Regions from separate parts of the Homo sapiens genome. Here region 1 is linked to region 2. A link is a loop called in an ENCODE intact Hi-C map of the cell type or tissue named here. Cell type or tissue: dorsolateral prefrontal cortex. All regions are shown on one strand. Region 1 overlaps LINC02177 (long intergenic non-protein coding RNA 2177). Region 2 overlaps LOC105371075 (a long non-coding RNA gene).

Region 1 (4,000 bases), 76 kb before region 2:
AGACCCTGTCTCAAAAAAAGAAAAAAAAAAAAGATAAAAAATTAAATTAAAATTTTAAGCTCCAGACTCTGGGTTCAGACCTGAGACATCACAGAGAGGGTTATACACCTCCGCTACTCTCATTGGAGGCTTCACTGTCACCTCCCTCTTTTAACCTCCTGCTCAGAGGTTTCATTATTTGCCCCCTTCCTCACACACCCCACCCTGGAACCAGCTACATAATTTATGGGACCCAGTGCAAAGTGAAAATGCAGGACCCTTTCGCAAAAATTACTACAAATTTCAAGATGGCCTTTGCAGAGCATTCAACCAAGCTGGGGCCTTTCTGAGCATGGGTATTTGTGCAAGCGACCCAGCCCCATACCTGCGATGACACAAGTCCTGCCCCACCATGCAAAGATTGGAGAAATCATTCACAGGTGCTCATCTAAGAAGCACTGGCATCTCTGGCCACCACAACTGAATGACTTCCTTTCTTCACCCATTTATTCAGCAAGCATTTTTGGTGTATCTGTTACAGGACATTATGCTGGGGAAGGGGGTTACAGCAGGGTCTCCCAATCTCCACACTGTGAACATCTGGGGCCAGATCATTGTGGTCCTGTGCGGTCCTATACACTGTATTTAGCAGCAGCTCTGCCTCATCTCACCAGATGCCAGGAGCACCTATTCCCCCAAAATATCTTCAGACACTGCCAAATATTCCCTGGCAGGCAAAGTTGCCCTCTGCTGAGAACCACTGGACTACAGTGATACAAGGAAATTTGGAGGCACTCCTAGTAAGCTTTTCCTTTGTAGAACCTATCACATTCATAGTTTTAATTACTTTTTACTTGTTTGTTTAATGCTGGCTCCTCCAAATAGGCTGCAGTTTTCACGAAAACAGAGACAACCTCCCATCTCCGTTTTGTTATCAGCTGCATCTCTAGCCCCCAGCACAGTACCCAGGAATGGTAGGAGCTCAACAAATACTTGTTGAAGGCATGCATGTTGGAGGAGACAGGCAAATGGCAGACGGAAACAGTGGAGTGACTCAACGTGGAAAAAGAAAATACACAGATGCGTGTACAAGGAAAGCATGCATCACAGAGGAGGAAGAGATTAACTATCAGGGAGAGGAGACTCCGGGAAGTCTACACGAGAGACTCAGCAAATATTTAAAGGACAAATAGGGATCTGTCTGGTGGACTGATAGGGCTGTGCATTCAGACAGCAGCACCACCATCCATCCACAAAGGCACCAAGAGAAACAAGGCTGCTCTCAGGAACACAACGATTATGATGGTGCAAGTGAGTGAGCTGGAGGCGTAGGTATGGTCCAGTCCCTGGGCCTGGATGCCCATTACACTATTAAACAAATGGACAACAAGTAATTAAAAATATGAGTGTGATAGGTTCTAGACGCTTTACCCAGGCGGCACTGAGTATCCGCTGAAGGGTTTTAAGCAGCCGCCTGGTTTGGCGGGCTCTCTGTTTGTAGATAGTCGTGTGCAGAATAGATTGAAGAAGACAATCTGTAAGCAAGCAGGCATCATAGCAGGGGCACCTCTGCCTTTGCTCCCTCCTGGACCATGAGGTGTGGCACTGCCCTGGCATTAACCAATCTCCTGCAGTCACTCATCTGTGTTACCAACTGCCCTAGTCAGCTCAAGCTGCTATAATAAAACACCATGAATGTGTGGCTTAAACAACAGGCACTTATTGTGAAGGGCAGGAAGTCCAAGATCAGGAAGCCAGGAGGATTGGGTTTTGATAAAGACTCTCTTCCTGGCTTGCAGACAGCCGCCTTCTTGCTGTGTCCTCACGTGGTGGAGACAGAGGAAGAGTCTGTCTCTTTTCCTCTTCTTATGAAAACACTAATCCCGCCCCCCCCACCATGGGGGCCCCACACTCATGACCTCATCTAAACCTTATCACCTCCCATAGGCCCAACCTCCTAACAACATCACACTGGGGGTTAGGGCTTCAACCTATGAATTTTGGGAAGACACAGACTTTCAGTCCATAACACCAGGTCTCCTGAAAGTCCCCGGGCCTGAACACCTGAAAGTGCCTTGTGAATTATTCAAAGCACTAATTTGGGACTGAGTGTCTTCTCGCATGTTTCCTCTTTGAAAATCAGAGCTGACAGTAACTCACGCACAGAGGTGCTATGGAGACAGCAAGGCTTGAGGGGGCCCTCTGCAGACAGACTCTGCCATGGGCCACACTCCAGCTGTGTAGCTTCGAGCAAGTAACTTCATGGCTCTCAATTCATTCTCCTCATCTAAAGATCGGGGGGAAGGATAGTACTTGTGTCGTGAGATTGATGTGAAGGTTAAAATTAAGAGTTAACCTATAAAACATCCCTCAGCAGTGTCACTGTGACATAGTGTCAATAGCCAGCCTGTTTGTGGTCCATTTATCTCTCACTCACCCCCTCTACAGCCATCAATCATACCAAATTAGAGAATGTATTTTGAAAACTCCATACTGAGTGCCAGAGCAGGGAGCATGTTGGTCACCAGGTTAAAGGCTCAGGACTCAGGCTTTTTTTTTTTTTTTTTTTTTTTTTTTTTTTTTTAACAGGATCTCACTCCAGTTGATCAGGCTGGAGTGCAGTGGCACAATTTCAGTTTACTGCAGTCTTGCCCTCCTGAGCTCACGCAATTCTCCCACCTCAGCCTCCTGAGAAGCTGGGATTACAGGCGCACACCACCACGCCTGACTAATTTTTTGTATTTTTAGTAGAGACAGGATTTCGCCATGTTGCCCAGCTTGAATTCCTGGACTCAGGAGTTCAAGTGTGCCTACCTCAGCCTCCCAAATTGCTGGAATTACAGGTGTGAGTCACCGCGTCCAGCTTTATGCAATTTTATATTGAGCCTTGACAGAAAGAGTACTCCATAGGGCAATGGCTCTTAACTGCAGGTGATTTTTGCAGCATCTGAACATTTGGCAATGTGTGGGGGCATTTTTGATTGTCACAGCTGAGGGGGTGCTACTGGCATCTAATAGATAGGTTCTACAGAAGCTGCTGAACATCCTGCAATGCATGGGACAGCCCCCTACAACAAGGAACTGTCCAGCACAAAATGTCAATAGTGCTCAGATTGAGAAACCCTGATCTAGACACTGCTAGATCTTGGTAGAATGAACACAGACTTTTTGGAGTCAGGTAAACCTAGACTTAAATTCCCATCATGCCACTTACTAGCTTATGGCCTTAGACAAATCACTTAACATCTCAAAGATGACACCTTCCCAGAGTATGTTGCTCAGGATTAGAAGAAGCAAAACATCAGCACCTAGAAAAATGACTAGCACATGGCACATGCCCCAGACATTTGTGATTGCCACCCAACAGCCATTCTCGAACTGCCTTACTGCTCTGGACACTGACATGAAAGACGTGATGACGGTGCAGCAGCAGCTATTTTGGCTCCGAGAGGGAGAAGGCAAAAAAGGCTAAGAGAGGCTGATGCGGAGCCCAGGCGCCATGGAATCAACCCTGGATCCAACTCCTCTCGAGTTCTGTTACGTGAGAAATAATGTGTCATTAGTTAAGCTGCTTTTAATTTCTTTTACAGCACACTTTTTAATTTTTTATCTATTTATTTTCAATAGTTCTTGGGGTACAAGTGGTTTTTGGTTACATAAATGAATTATATAGTGATGAATTCTGAGATTTTAGTGCACTCATCACACAAGTAGTGTACATTGTACCTAACGTGTAGGTTTTTTCCATCCCTGGCCCCCCTACACTCTCACACTTTAAAGTCCCTGAAGTCCATTATACCACTCTGTATGCCTCTGCGTACTCATAGCTCAACCTCCCGCTTTTAGTGAGAACATGCGGTTTTTGGTTTTCTACTCCTGTGTTACTTCACTTAGAATAATGGCCTCCAGATCCATCCAAGTCGCTGCAAAAGACATGATTTCATTCCTTTTAATGGCTGAGTCATATTCCGTGGTGTATATATACCACGTTTTTCTTTAGCCACTCAATCCATGGGCACTT
Region 2 (4,000 bases):
ATCAGGGTTCCAGAGCTTTGCAAAGATGCGGAACCATCAGAGCTCTATACAGAAACAATCAATTCCTTGATTAAAATATGACAGCTTAATTAATTAGTACTTAATAGCTCAACCTTAATTATACCCTACATCGTTATTTGATAATATTCATAAATTTCCCATGTGGCTGTGCACACATGTCTTTTATCAACTGATTACAAATGCCAGGACTTGACCTCCATCCTCGGGAAAATGTCTCGGATGTCAAGAACATGAAAGACTTCATTAACACTAATGCCGACCTCACCAAGGTCTACTCCCAGTTAAGAATTCTCTGATTTAAAAGTTCTTTGAGATCCACCAGAGAAAAGTGATGATTTGTGCACTAAGTTTGCTGTATAGTTTATTTCCTTCAAACCTCAATATTTTAGGAAATTTTATAAAGTATTAAATAATATCCCTGGATCTTACTTTCACCTGAAAAAGACACTCACAGACTTTATTTTTTTTTAACCCGGAGAGTGGGTTAGTTTCTAAACTAGGTGAGAATAGCTGAAATTCTTTGGATGTGATGGGAGAGTTATGGGGACCCCGTATGATGATGATTAATATGGCTTTGAAGCCCAAAAGCCCTGGCTTGAGGCCAGGCACAGTGGCTCACACCTGTAATCCCAGCACTTTGGGAAGCCAAGGTAGGTGGTTCACTTGAGGTCAGGAGTTCAAGACCAGCCTGGCCAAGATGGCGAAACCCCATCTCTACTAAATATACAAAAATTAGCTGGGTGTGATGGTGTACGCCTGTAGTCACAGCTACTCGGGAGACTGAGGCAGGAGACTCACTTGAACCTGAGAGGCAGACGTTACAGTGAGGGGATATCACATCACTGCACTCCAGCCTGGGCGACAGAGCAAGACTCCATCTCAAAAAAAAAAAAAAAATACCTGGGCTTGAATCTCTGTAATTCTGAGCTTTGTGATCTTGATTGAGTTTCTTCACTTCTCTGAGCCTGTCTGTTCATTTGGTAAATTGAAATAATAATTTGTAGTTCTCAGAATGTTGATATGACATTCAAATGGATGGGAAAGTGCCTGGCACGTACTAGATGCTCAATAAATGTTACATGTTAACCCATCAGCTGTGCCAGAGCGTAGGCCATTCTGCTTTGTCCAATTGCCCATGGAGATCACTCACCTGGAGGAGGGGGATCAGACCTCTGTATGTGGGAGCTCTGGAGAATGAGGTGGGAGGAGAGCTATCAGAGAGGATAAGAAGATTATATTCTGCCAAATAAACCAGTTCTTCTGTGGATGTGTCTTTTGGGCTTGGTGGGGGCGGGGGGGGGAGTGCAAGAGAGGGCACAAAACTTCCCAGAAGTCTCCGGAACTACTTTAGGAGCTGCAGCCCTGCCTAGAGGGAAGGGACCCCACTTGAGTTGAGGTGCCCAGCCTCTAAGCATGGCTCTGTCTTGGGTGGCATTAAGCAAGTCCCTCAACTCTTGGAAAATTAGTCTTCTTCTTTGTTAAAGAAATTGGTTCCATTTTTCCAAACACCTGCTGCAACTACAGAATCACCTGGGACATTTATTTAAATAGAGATATAATATACAGCAGCAATCCCCCAGCACACACATCCCAAATAATGACAATTTCCATATAACAATTTTTTTTAGATACTCACTTCTGGGCCTCGATTGATTCAGTGGGTCTGAAGTGATTTCCAAGAATTATTATTTAAATTTCTCAAGGAATTCTGATGGGCAACCAGGTTGGGGAACTAAAAGGATTGCTGGTTTCCAGTGTCCGCATCCACCGGGAAAACTTGGCTTCGTTGCCGCCTTGGCACACCAGTGACACCTGGTGGCTTGGAGGAGTAACTCTAGCTTGTCGCGGCACGTGATTTCGAATCCTCCATTGCATCGCTCCTGGCAGTTGTGGGACGAGATGACGTTTTCCACTCTTCCCAAAAGTTAGATAACATGATTCTCTGTCTCAACATCCATAATAGACACAGCATCTCAGCTCCTGAATCCATCTTTCAAACTACCCATTTGACAGATGTCCACCTTGGACCACCACCATTACTTTTTTGGCCTCCAAATTCTGATGGCACCTGCAACTAGAAACCCCACAAGACATCGCCATTTCAGGAGACACACAGACATGGGGTGACCACTCAGATACCTGGACTGGACTGTGTCCTAAAAGAAGAGACACATGACCTTTCCTTCAGCTCATAGAATTTACAAAGTGAGATAAGACGAGATGCTGAAAAAGGCATAAACTGATGTACTCTCAATCTCCCATTCCCTAGAATCTGTGACCAGACAATGAGAACACATGGGCACAGGGAGGGGAACATCACACACCAGGGCCTGTCGGGGGGTGGGGGGCTAGGGGAGGGATAGCATTAGGAGAAATACCTAATGTAGATGACGGGTTGATGGGTGCAGCAAACCACCATGGCATGTGTATACCTATGTAACAAACCTGCACATTGTGCACATGTATCCCAGAACTTAAAGTACAATAAAATTAAAAAAAAAAAAAAAAAGAATCTGTGACCAGACAACTCTTTACATTCTTGTTGGCCATCCCAAGATTAATCAATCATACCAATAATCGAAATTACAGAAAATCTATCCAACACAGTGGCCATTTCCAGAAATTAGATTGTTCCTCATTAGCGGGGGATTTTCTTTTTCTCTATATTATTTCCCACTAATATTAAAAAAATATTTTTACTGGATTTTTTCCATCATTTTCCCAGCATGGACCTAATAGCAACCAAGAAGTACTTTAAAAATTCCATTATCTTTATCGAATGGAAATTCTCACAATATCACAATTGCCAAAGGTCTCTTTTATTCTGGTGTTAACCTTGGGAAGATTTTAGATGTCCTTTGGGGCATGCACAGAGGACCGAGGAAATCTTTCTTTTCTACATCCTTGGAGAGCTCAGCACACTTGACTAAGTATGAAACTGTTCACTCCTGATTTGTTTCTCTGGTTGAATATTGATTTGACTTCTGTTGTATATCACAAATGCACACCAATCTCCAGAATCGTGGGGCACTGAGGGTTTCTGTTTAATATTCAACTTGGAGCCACTCAAGCACTCACACAATTTTTTTTTTAGTTGCTCCACCTGTTGTCCTCCCAGATGGATGAGGTAAGAATGTCGTGTATAAAACAAAGTAATTGCTGTGGCTGTTAAACAATTCAGGACCACTTCCCCTGAGCTCTGCTGGGGATTTACAAAGTCCCACAGATGCCAAGCTTGAAGAAGCTTAAAAGGGGAGCTGCTCATTTGGAACTGAGTAAATCCAGTGATCTCTCTGGTTATGTAGCAAACCTGTCTAAGTCTGCGTGTCCGATATATTTGCGCTTTTGTACTGGCTAAGTCCATACTTGGGCACATCTGGCATTCCCCCTATTTATGAGACTGACACCTATGCTGCATGTTGGAGGGGAAATATATGGTTCTGAGCAGTATTTCTGGTGCCTGGACACTTGAAGTTACTTGATCTAAATGCAAGTCTTTAAGTGAGAGAATCATCAGGGGAATTCTATTTTTAAAATCCCAAAGTGTTTAAAAATAAAATAAGATTCTTAAGGACAAATCAGTTTGTTTTGGGGGTGGAGGGAATCATCTGGATATTTGCTTTTCCCCTCATTTTTTTTTTTATTTATTTTTTATTATTTTTTTTTAGAGACAGGATCTGGCTCTGTCACCCAGACTGCAGTGCAGTAACACAATCATAGCTCACTTGCAGCTTCAAACTTCCAGGCTCAAGTGATTCTCCTGAGTAGCTAGGACTACAGACACATGCCACCATACCTAGTTAATTTTTTTTTAATTATTTCCTGTAGACCAGGCACAGTGGCTCACACCTGTAATCCCAGCACTTTGGGAGGCTGAGGCGGGTGGATCATTAGAGGTCAGGAGTTCGACACCAGCCTGGCCAACATGGTGAGACCCCGTTTCTACTAAAACTAGAAAAGTCAGCTGGGTATGGTGGCA

Evidence for each region. A loop is a pair of places that touch in the nucleus more often than their neighbours do. Peaks named below come from ENCODE experiments on the same cell type or tissue, not always from the same donor. Only the 100,000 strongest peaks of a DNase experiment are listed, where the experiment ranks them.
Region 1: a loop joins it to region 2, with 2.6 times the contacts of the local background. A loop is called at or near these places in 3 of 110 quality-filtered maps.

Annotation. Positions count from the first base shown.
Region 1 is chr16:9,371,318-9,375,317 of GRCh38, reverse strand. The region is part of intron 1 of LINC02177 (long intergenic non-protein coding RNA 2177); the gene reads right to left. Among named protein-coding and RNA genes, the nearest start is that of LINC02177, 18 kb to the right of the region's middle. In dorsolateral prefrontal cortex, a CTCF peak has its summit at 2,203; a DNase peak (open chromatin) is centred at 2,167; H3K27ac peaks cover 990 bases.
Region 2 is chr16:9,295,515-9,299,514 of GRCh38, reverse strand. LOC105371075 (a long non-coding RNA gene) reads right to left here. Exons shown (of 2, transcript XR_933060.2): 2 at 1,541-2,095. Among named protein-coding and RNA genes, the nearest start is that of LINC02177, 58 kb to the left of the region's middle. In dorsolateral prefrontal cortex, a CTCF peak has its summit at 1,821 (motif pointing left); a DNase peak (open chromatin) is centred at 1,834.